Regions from separate parts of the Mus musculus genome. Here region 2 is linked to region 1. A link is a loop called in an ENCODE intact Hi-C map of the cell type or tissue named here. Cell type or tissue: heart. All regions are shown on one strand.

Evidence for each region. Hi-C counts contacts between places; a loop is a spot of excess contacts. Peaks named below come from ENCODE experiments on the same cell type or tissue, not always from the same donor. Only the 100,000 strongest peaks of a DNase experiment are listed, where the experiment ranks them.
Region 2: a loop joins it to region 1, with 2.1 times the contacts of the local background. A loop is called at or near these places in 9 of 42 quality-filtered maps.

What each region holds. Positions count from the first base shown.
Region 1 is chr9:62,468,683-62,473,682 of GRCm38, forward strand. All of the region lies in intron 2 of Coro2b (coronin, actin binding protein, 2B), which reads right to left. Among named protein-coding and RNA genes, the nearest start is that of Gm40523, 56 kb to the left of the region's middle. In heart, a CTCF peak has its summit at 1,913 (motif pointing right); DNase peaks (open chromatin) are centred at 1,909 and 3,259; H3K27ac peaks cover 518 bases.
Region 2 is chr9:62,775,177-62,780,176 of GRCm38, forward strand. Itga11 (integrin alpha 11) reads left to right here. Exons shown (of 30, transcript NM_176922.5): 27 at 1,437-1,547; 28 at 1,678-1,773. Among named protein-coding and RNA genes, the nearest start is that of Fem1b, 34 kb to the right of the region's middle. In heart, a CTCF peak has its summit at 2,501 (motif pointing left); a DNase peak (open chromatin) is centred at 2,535; H3K27ac peaks cover 268 bases.

The sequences.
Region 1 (5,000 bases):
GAGCCTTCTTTCTACCTCCCCCCCCCCTTTGCTGTTTTACACAGGACTTGCCCAAGGTCACAGGAGAGAGGCAGAGTTCAAAGTCAAGGTGCTTGGAGAACATAACTTCATTACCCCACCAGCCATCTTGCATGTAAGGTTTGCAAACAAGCTTACACACCTTATTTGGTCTAATCATCCCCTTGAGGGAGGTGTCATCTCCCTAACTTTAGGGATAGAAGAACTGAGGCTCCAAAGGGTGAGGGGATCTGCTCAAGGTCACATTGTAAGGAAATGGTGGAGCTAAGACTAGAACCTGGGACTTCACTTCCTCCAAGTCCCCAGGTCCTTCCAGATCCCTGGAAACTCTGCTCTGTCGGGAAGGAGCTCGTGGAAGTGATGGAGGTCTAGTGGCCTCCCCATGGAAGGGTGAAGGGCACAGAGGTCCAAGACTGGCTGATAGAATCTAGAAACAGTGACAGAAGAAGGATTCGGAAGATGCTGCAGGGGGGGAGGGATACACATTCCCCAGGCCCTGCTAGACCAGCAGCGTCCTGCCAGGATGCCTGCCTTCTCCACATTATCTTCTGCTCTATTTCCCAATTACAGCACGGCTCAGAGAACTAAGAGCAATACAGCATTTCAGCCTGGGGCAGACTAGATCGAATGGGAGGGGCAGGTTCGCCTCCACGCCTAACCTTGTAAAAAGGACTCTAGTCAGCTGATGCCAGAAACCCGAGCACCGGGACCTATTCTTTAAGCTCTCTGCCCTGCTGCTAAGGCAGGCACAATGGGAGGCGCGAGCTTGAGAGGCGGTGTATGCGTGCCACAGTGCGTGTGTGGAGGTTGGAGGTCTCCACCTTCCATGTTGTTTGAGGCAGGGACTCCCCTTTTGTTTGTTGTTTTAGACAAGGTCTTGCTATGTATATTGGTTTCTATTGCTGTGGGAAAACCACTATGACCAAGGCAACTTATAAAAGAGAGCAACTTAAATGGGCTTTCAGCTTTAGAAGGTTAGCATTCATGATGGTGGAGCCAAGGCATGGCACCAGGGACAGCTGAGAGCTCACTGTCTCCTCAAAGCAGGAGGCAGAGAGAACTGGAAGTGGCAAAAGCCGAGAGTCTTTTAAAGCCTCAAAGCCTGTCCTCAGCGGCATACTTCCTCTAGCAAGCCCATGTCTCCTAAGCCTCCCCAGACAGCCACCAACTGGAGATCAAATAATTTAAATGCTCAAGACTTGCTCTGGCTATCTCATTCAAACCACCACAGGACGTCTTGGCGCTCGTCTCGGCGCTCGCAGAGACGCACTTGCTTGGAGAGCATGTGCCACAACACCCAGTGCCTTTTTGTTTGCTATAAGATTTATTTTTTACTCGGGTGCCTGTGGAGGCCAGAAAAGTGTGTCAGATGCCCTGAAGTTGGAGACATAGTGGTTGCAAGTGTTGGGAACCAAACGCAGTTGCTTTGCAAAAGCAGCACATATTCTTAACCGCTGGGCTATCTCTCCATTTTAACCACCAAGGCATCTCTCCAGCCCCTTCTTGTTCTTCAGTGTGAAATCGAGGCTAGCCCACCTGCAGGCTTCCAGGGATTCTCCTGCCTGCTGTAGGGGTACTAGCATTACAGACCACGCTTTCACCTCTAGTCTTACACAGATGCCGAGGTAGCAAACTCGGGTCCTCATAGTAGTACAGCAAGCTCTTTACCTCCCACGCTATCTTCCTAGCCCCTCTCTCCCAGGCTGGCCTTGAACATGAGATCCTCCTGCCTCTGCCTCTTAAGTGCTCTTATTACTTCCCAGGTGGGTGCTAGCAGAACTGACAGTCTGTAGCACCTGGTCACAGGAGGGGCAGGGCAGTCCCCTGATTGACAGAGGGCACACACTCAGGGGAGGTCACCATTGCAACAAGGAGCCTGTGCTACCCCAATTTCACCAGCAGAGGGGGATGGCTGCACTGCTCTAAGTTGCAGACAGGCTGCAGCCCAGCCCTTTCCAAGACAGGTGCTCAAAAGACAACTTTCAGGAGTAGGTTTTTCCTTCTACCGTGTGAGTCTCACTAATTGAATGCAGGTTGTCAGGCTTGGTGCAGGCTTCTTTCCCTGCTGAGCCATCTTGGTGGCTCTTAAAAAAAAAAAAAAAAGAATCGTCATTACCTGGAAACTGTCAGGGGGTTCTCTGTTAAGCCCAAACCTGCTCTTGGAGTGATCTCTCTCCAGTAAATTCAAATTTCTTTCTTTTTCAAGCCCAGAGGCACACGTCACAGCTCACGCAGAGGCAGCCCTCACAGACTGCTCTTCAGGAAACTGGGGTCCAGGGTCAGGACAGTCACAGGAATGGATTCACCTTGATGGTTCCCTGGTGTGGCCCCGTCTGAGTTTACGTAAAGTACGCATTTCTCTCAGAGAGAAGAGTGGCTCGACACCTCTCCTTCTCAGGCTATCTACCACACTCCTGCCCGATACCTATTTTCTGATCTGCCCGGGCCAGAGTGGGCACAGGTGCCTCCCACTAGGAAGCCTGCATCTGCAGGGAAGCAAAGAGGCCCCCGTAAGTTTAAAGGTTAAGGTTCGTGCGGTGTAGCTTAGTTGGCAAGCGTACAGGCCTAGCATTCACGAAGCCCTGGGCTTAACTCCGAGATCCAAGTAGAATGGATGTGGTGGTGTAGTGTATGCCCATTCCCACTCTACGGAGGTAGAGGCGAGAGGATCAGAAGTTCCAGGTAATCCTTGGCTGTATAGGGATTCAAAGCCAGCATGGACTACCGGAGACCCAGTCACAGCAACAGCAAAACCCCATGCAGCTATGACCCGAGAGACAAAGGCCTTGAGCTACTTCGCCTCAGTTGAGGGTCCACGGAGGAACTAACTGTCCTACTCAAAATCCGAGAGTCGGATTATCATATTGTTTTCCCCGCTTAGCTCAAGTAAGATGCCAACTTGAACTTGAAAGTCTCGAGTGGCTTCTTATGGCTCACAGAAGAAAATTCAAAGGCTTAGCGGATCTCTTAGCCGCTGCCTGCCTTACGTACGTACTGCGCATGCTCCCCCTTTGGGGCTCCGCCTCTATGGGCCTGTCTCTCTTGCCAAGACATTCTCATACTGCTGCAAGACTGGCACCTTTGTGTGGCAAGCTTCTGGAAGCCTCCCTGACCCACTCACCTCATAACCCTTCCCCTCTTCCCGCAGTGGCTACGGTTGGAAATAGTCATAGCAGATGTTTTCATTCTTGTTTGTCTCTTGCCTGGCTTGCCAAGGTCCAGAAGGTTCTCTGCTCTCTTGGACTTCCCTGGCCTCTCCCCACTGGCAGGCCTGTGTCTGCAGATGGACGTTTGGAGTGACAGATGGTGCAGGCCAGCTCTCAGATGGGGGCTCACTGAGTGTCAGGTACTATGCTAGCTAGCTGGCTCAAATCACCTGCTCTATTCTGGCCTTCTCACTTTCTGAGTGGGTGACTTAGGGTCAGCGGTCCAAGCAAGTTCTCTGTGCCTCAGTTTTCTCACCTGTAAAATAGGGTTGTGGTGACTATCTGGTGAGAACTAACCAGATTCCAACAGCCCCTGGACCCATGAGAATCCTCAACGGGTGCATGGTGATCACCCCCAAACCCCTGGGAGGTAGGATTTATTGGCTTCTGGTTTGTAAATAAGAAGACAAACTAGCCACACATGGTGGCTCATGTCTGTAATCCTGGCATTCTGGAGGCAGAGGCAGAGTCTGAGCAAGCTTGAGGTCAGGCAGGGCTACATAGTAAGCCCCAGTTTCAAACAGGCAGAAGAGAGACAGGATTAGAGAGAAGGCTCAGTCAGTAAAGTGCTTGCTTCCCAAGCATAGTGACCCAAGTTCGATCCCCGTAGAAGGCACATGGCAAGCCAAGCAGTGCCTATCTGTAATTCCAGCTCTGGGGAGGTGCAGACAGGTGGATCCCTGGAATCTAATGGCCAGCCAGCCTGCCTGAACGCACACGGAAAGCTAAGATTTTATGTTCTAACTGGCTAGGAAATGACTAGACTAAGACTCACCACCAATGTCCTTTATGGCCACACAAGCTATTTACTGCTCTGTCACCCTGGGTTCTTGCAGCTTATTTTGCGCAGCCCAGAACTAGCTCCTACACCATTTTACCAGCTGTCTTCTGTACACATGCCACAGACAAGGCACAATAAGGCTGAGAGGGAGCAGAGAGGCAATCGCAGTACAAACCTGGCTTCTAGATTCCAAGTGCTGCCCTCCAAAGAGGCTGTTGGCCCAGAGGGAGTGGCTGTGGGTGGGTGGGGTCTGCAAGAAACCCGGCCCTGTTCACAAAGCTTGCTGATCTCACTGATCCAGGATCTGAAGTCTAAAGCCCTGTCACAGACTCACAGACTCACAGACACGCAGACTCAGATGCAGATGAGGTCAATAGTCCTTAGCACCCTCAGCCACTAAAGGTCTCCTTTCAATAACCCTGCCTGGGATCCCAGCCCATCCTGGCCATTGGAGGTGGAAGGATGGATGGCCTGGTGTAGCAGCAGCCTCAAAGAACTAGCATCATTGGCTCAGTGGAGTTGATCATAGCAGGACCAGGGTGGAGGTAGGCTGAGCTCTAACATGGAGGGGACATAGTGGGAAGCAGCAAGCTGACCCAGAATGGGCAAGGAAGGACGTAGAAATGGGGAAGCCCAGGAGAGCTCAGCCTCTGACCTGAAGCCAAGAGCAGGAGAGGCAAGAGGTGGAGCCACGAGGGGCTTGAACTAGAAGACTTAGGAACTTCAAAGTAATGGGTGGCCCTGGACCACTGCATACACTACTGCAATTACCCTGAGTAAAATTACTCAGAAAAGTTATTAAAGTACAGTGCTGGGGGAGGTGACTGTGGATAAAATGTTTATTGTGCAAGCACTGGGGACTGAGTTCAAATCCCCCCGCAACAACATAAAAATACCAAATGTGGTGGGTGGAAATAGCCACACAAGTGTTTAGGTGGGCTAGGTTGAGGACAGGGAGCCAAGACTCATCCAACAAGGGCAGTGTTCTTCTCAGC
Region 2 (5,000 bases), 310 kb after region 1:
CAGGAGAGGGTAATGAATATGACCCAAATATAATATACACATGCATGTACAGGTCACAATGAGACCCAATGTAATGTATAGATAATATATGCTTAGTGAAAAACATTTTTTGAGACAGGGTCTCACTGGATAGCTCAAGCTGTCCTGGAACTCACTCTATAGACCAGGCTGGCCTCGAACTCACAGAGATCTGCCTGCCTCTGCCTTCAGAGTGCTGGTATTAAAAAGTGTGCACCACCACTGCCCAGTATAAAAAAAAACACTTAAAAAATAATTTATTAAGCGAAATGTGATACATGGAGTCCTGGGTCCGATCCCTAACACCACATAAACAGTATGTACTGGGTAGGCTCAGCCAGGAGGATCAGCTGGACAAAACAGGCATAGCCTGTGCATGGGGGAGGGGGAGGGAGAGAAAAAGAAACGTTTTGAATTCCTACGTGTGCCCAGCAGCTTTGTTCAGTGAGTCAGCTCTCATTTCTCCAAACAAACATGAAGCACTTAAAATTTTTTCACATGCATTCTTGTGTGTGTGTGTGTGTGTGTGTGTGTGTGTGTGTGTGCAGGTGCTATGGCAGCCATGTGGAGGTCAGAGGTCAACTTGCAGGAGTTACTTCTTCCATCATCTGAGTTCTCAGGGTTCAAACTCAGGTCATCAGACTTGGTGGCATCCGGGTTACAAGTACCTTTGCCCACTGAGCAATCCTGGCAGCCCCACACAGTATTTTGAAACCTGCTGCACTTCACCCATGATTTGGGTAGAGTTGGGAGGGCACAAGACTACCTCAAAAATAATTTTACCTTAATAAAGTTCAGATGCTCCAAGATGAAGATTTATGCACTTTTCCATCTGTCTCTGCCACTTTTTCCAAACACTCCAAAACAAGTTGTTTTTCCTGACATGTTACCCTGGCTCTGGCCACCAGGGCAGTAGAAACAGAATTGATGGCAGGTGTGTGTGTGTGTGTGAGAGAGAGAGGTTGGAATTGTCTTGATCCTGAATATGACACTTGCTCTGGGTATGTGCATGTGTGTACACATGATTGATTGATTGATTGATTGGGACACTCTCCGGAAGTTTGATTGCCTGCAATACTTTTCTCTATCTATTGTGACTTACTGCACTGTCATTTAGTTATCGTTTAGCTTGTTTATATGGTGATTTCCAAGTCCTCAGTGTTGAGTGGAGGTTCTGATCCTGGGACACTGGTCGTTATACACAACTTCAAATCTGGCCTCCTTGCTTTGTATTCTCGGTGTCCCTCGTGTCCCCACATACCTCTATCCTTGTCCCAGCCATCTGCTTCCCAGATGGTCCAGCCTCGGGTCGGCTTCCCTTTCCCAGTTGGTCCAGCCTCAGGCCTGTCTGATGGCCCAAGCTCACATTCTAGGCCACTGGCCTCCAGCCCCCGCCCATCCCGACAACTCTCTTCCAGAATCACAGCAACTCCGACGTGGTCTCCATCATCTGCAACCTGAGGCTGGCCCCCAGCCAGGAGACCAGCTTCTACCTGGTGGGAAACCTGTGGCTGACATCTCTGAAAGCAGTAAGTTAGACCCTCAGCAGGACTGGAAGGAAGGGAGGAGGTGGCTGTGGGGGGAGTCTCCAACCTGGGGCTGCCTGAGAGGGAACAGAGGCTCCCAGAGCCGGCTCTGAAGAAGGCCCTGGTCTTACAGCTCAAGTACAGGTCTCTGAAGATCACAGTCAACGCCGCCTTGCAGAGGCAGTTCCACAGCCCCTTCATCTTCCGAGAGGAAGACCCTAGCCGCCAGGTGAGCTCCAGGGAGTCCAAAACCGGGAGGGGGGGAATGGGGGGGGACGACAGGTGTAGCATTCAGGAAATGCTAGGATGTAATCCTAGCATTCAGGAAATGAAGACAAATCCTTGGTCTTTTTCACTAGCTAGCCTAGCTCCAGGTCAGTGAAAGACTATCAAAAGAAAAAAAAAAAAAGCACTCGTGCAAACACACACACATACATATACACACCACACACACACACACACACGCAGAGCAGACTGGCAAGAGACCAGACTCAAGCATTGGCGTGGTACCTCAGCGTGCTAGGCTCTGTGCTGTGGGAAAAAATAAAGAGACGCCTGTGTGTCTCACAGAGTTTCACACAGAGGATACTGAGACCACACACCCACACCCATGAACCTAAAGGGTGGCTCCCTGATTGGCTGCCCCACAGTGAAGTTGTCTTGGGCTTGCTGGTGGAGCCTGAACTTGCATCCCTCCCTTGCCTAGAGACTCAGCTCTAAAGGAGTGCAAGCAGCAATGGGTGTGGTAAGGGTGAGGGCAGGATTTAGAGGGCTCCGTGCTGGGCTCTTTTTTAACTAGACAAAACCACATAGGCCAGCATTACCTTGACTTCCAGACAGAGAAAAAGAGGTGAGGCTTTGAGAGATAGCTACTGTCCTAAACAAGTCGGGTCTTAGAGAACAATTAGGGCTTGTGTAAACGGGGCAGCTGGGAGTAGGGCTTTGCTGCCCCCTACTGTTCATATCTCAGAAGTGCTGGTTGAGCTGTAGGCTCTGGCCACTCACCTATACACCTCAGGAGATGCTGGGTTAAACAAACAGGCATAAAGGAGAAGAGGGGAAAAAGGCAGGCTTGGCAAAGGGACACCATCAGGCTGTTTCGGTAATTGCACCCTTCCAGGCATAGAACATCACGGGTCAAGGCCCAGAAGCAGTTCTCAGGGATTCTCCTAAGAACTGTGGTAACTGAGGGTTAGCCCCACATCCTGGTGGTCTGTCCCACCCTGGGGCCCCAGCCTAAGCCTTGAATCTCCTGACACCTCTGCCCCTCTGAGGGAAAGGGCACCAGCTACCTCCTTTCAACCATGTGTTTCTTCATTCTGCATGGGATGGGGGTCCATCCCTTTCCCCAGCCCCCAGCCTGGGCGGCAGATTCATAAGCAGTTGAACACAGTAGTAACCAAGCATGGGAGAAGTCAGGAAGTGCGGCCATGCTGAGGGAAGCAGATGGACAGAGTGGCCAGGGAGCCGTTTCTGGAGATGGCCCTGGGTAGTAATTCTTCAAAGATGTGTCAAGTGTCAGGAAGCCCCTCCCCCGTTAACCATCCCTCCCCCCCCCCCATGAGTATCTCTGTTTTGTTTAGTTTTCTAGTTTTTGAGACAGGGTTTCTGTATAGCCTTGGCTGTCCCAGAACTCACTCTGTAGACCAGGATGGTCTCAAACTCAGGGATCCTCCTGCCTCTGTCTCCCCAGTGCTGGGAATAAAGGCATGCGCCACCACCACCACCTGGTTATCTCTTAGGTGAACTTTCTTCCTAGCCCAAGATGCCCTCAAAAAAAAAAAAATCCTATTGTACTGAGCGTGTCACTTGTAGTAGGTTATATAGTGCCCAGCATGGCTAGGTCAGTGGGCAAGGAAGGCAGCACAAAGGCCCACCCAGCCTTTGGGGATGAAGCAGAAACCATGGAAGGGTTGAGCCCTGTGCACACGCAAGCAGACCCACCGCACACCTCGAAGGCTTAACCCCTGCCTCTGTCTCAGAGGGAAAGCTGAGACTGTGTGAGGTGAGGCCTGAGTAGTGACCTGCCCAGAGTTGCCTAGGGAGTAATGTGAATGGTCCACCACCCAGCTAGCTGCTGTGGCTGTTTCTGCCTCACTCCATGCTCTGGAGACAGAGCAGGGGGCCAAGCTGAGAAGCCCCACTCAACTCAGGCCACCCCTGGCAGTGTTCTGTTTTGTTTTCTGGCTTCTTTCCCAGAAAGAAATCCGCACTCAAGAGTGAAATTCAGATGGAGTGAACACAGTTTGCTCAGTTGAGTTCCACACAGGGAGGTTGGGGAGCACGTGTAGGTATCTGGGGGAGTCGGTCACTCAAGGGCAGAGAGAACAGCCCCGTGGTAGCACGGAAAGCGGGAGCAGAGTGAGGGGCAGCGGATGCGGTCAGCAAGGCGAGAAGGACCACTGCCCTCCAAATGCCATGAGAAGATGTGATGTTCTGAGCAGGGACCGCCGCTCTGTCATCCGAGGGAAAGTGTTCCTCATACTGCAAGCTGAGGACAGGCGGTGGGGGTGAGACTGAGGTAGGGAGGCTGATGCAGACTCCAGCAAAAGATGACAGGACCAGAGCCAGGAGGCAGGAGGGCTGGCCACGTTCTAGGGGTTTCTGGAGTAGAATGAGATGGTTTGCTGATGGGCGCCATTGGATGTAAAAGGATGGCAAGCTGGCATAAAGAGTGTCACCACGGGCTGCTAAGGAAGCCGTGGTGGAAACAGGTCTGGAGGTGAGGGGGTCACAGTCAGGTGAACAGCTGGATGATCCAGAACCTGGAGTGCAGAGGAAGACAGAAGTGAGAGCGAGGTCGAGAGCATAGTGAAGGCCACCTGGTGGGGCACGTTCACGGGGTCACGAGTGGGTCCCACAGCACCGAGGTCATCCTTCATTTGGAAAGAAAAAAGTCTGAAGAGGAACAGAAATAACCCAGGCTGAACTATGGTTTTTTGTTTGTTTGTTTGTTTTTTGTTTTTTTGTTGTTTGTTTGTTTTGTTTTGTTTTGTTGTTGTTTTTTGTTTTTTGTTTTTTTTGGTTTTTCAAGACAGGGTTTCTCTGTAGCCCTGGCTGTCCTGGACCTCACTTTGTAGACCAGGCTGGCCTCGAACTCAGAAATCTGCCTGCCTCTGCCTCTCAAGTGTTGGGATTAAAGGCGTGTGCCACCACGCCCAGCTATTTATTTTCTTTTTAAAAAACATTTATTTTATTGTTTAAAAATGTGTGTGTGTGTACACACATGTGGGAAGGTGCTTGCAGAAGTTAGAAGAGGGTATCAGATGCCCTGGAGCTGGAGATACAAGTGCCTATGACCTGCCCAAAGCGGGTCCTAGGCAGTACGCACACCATCTCTCCAGCCTCCTGTCTCCTTTTCTTTCTCTCTCTCCTCTCTCCTCACCCCTCTATCCTCTACCCTCTCCTCTTTCTCTCTCTCATCTCTCTCTCATCTCTCTCTCATCTCTCTCTCAT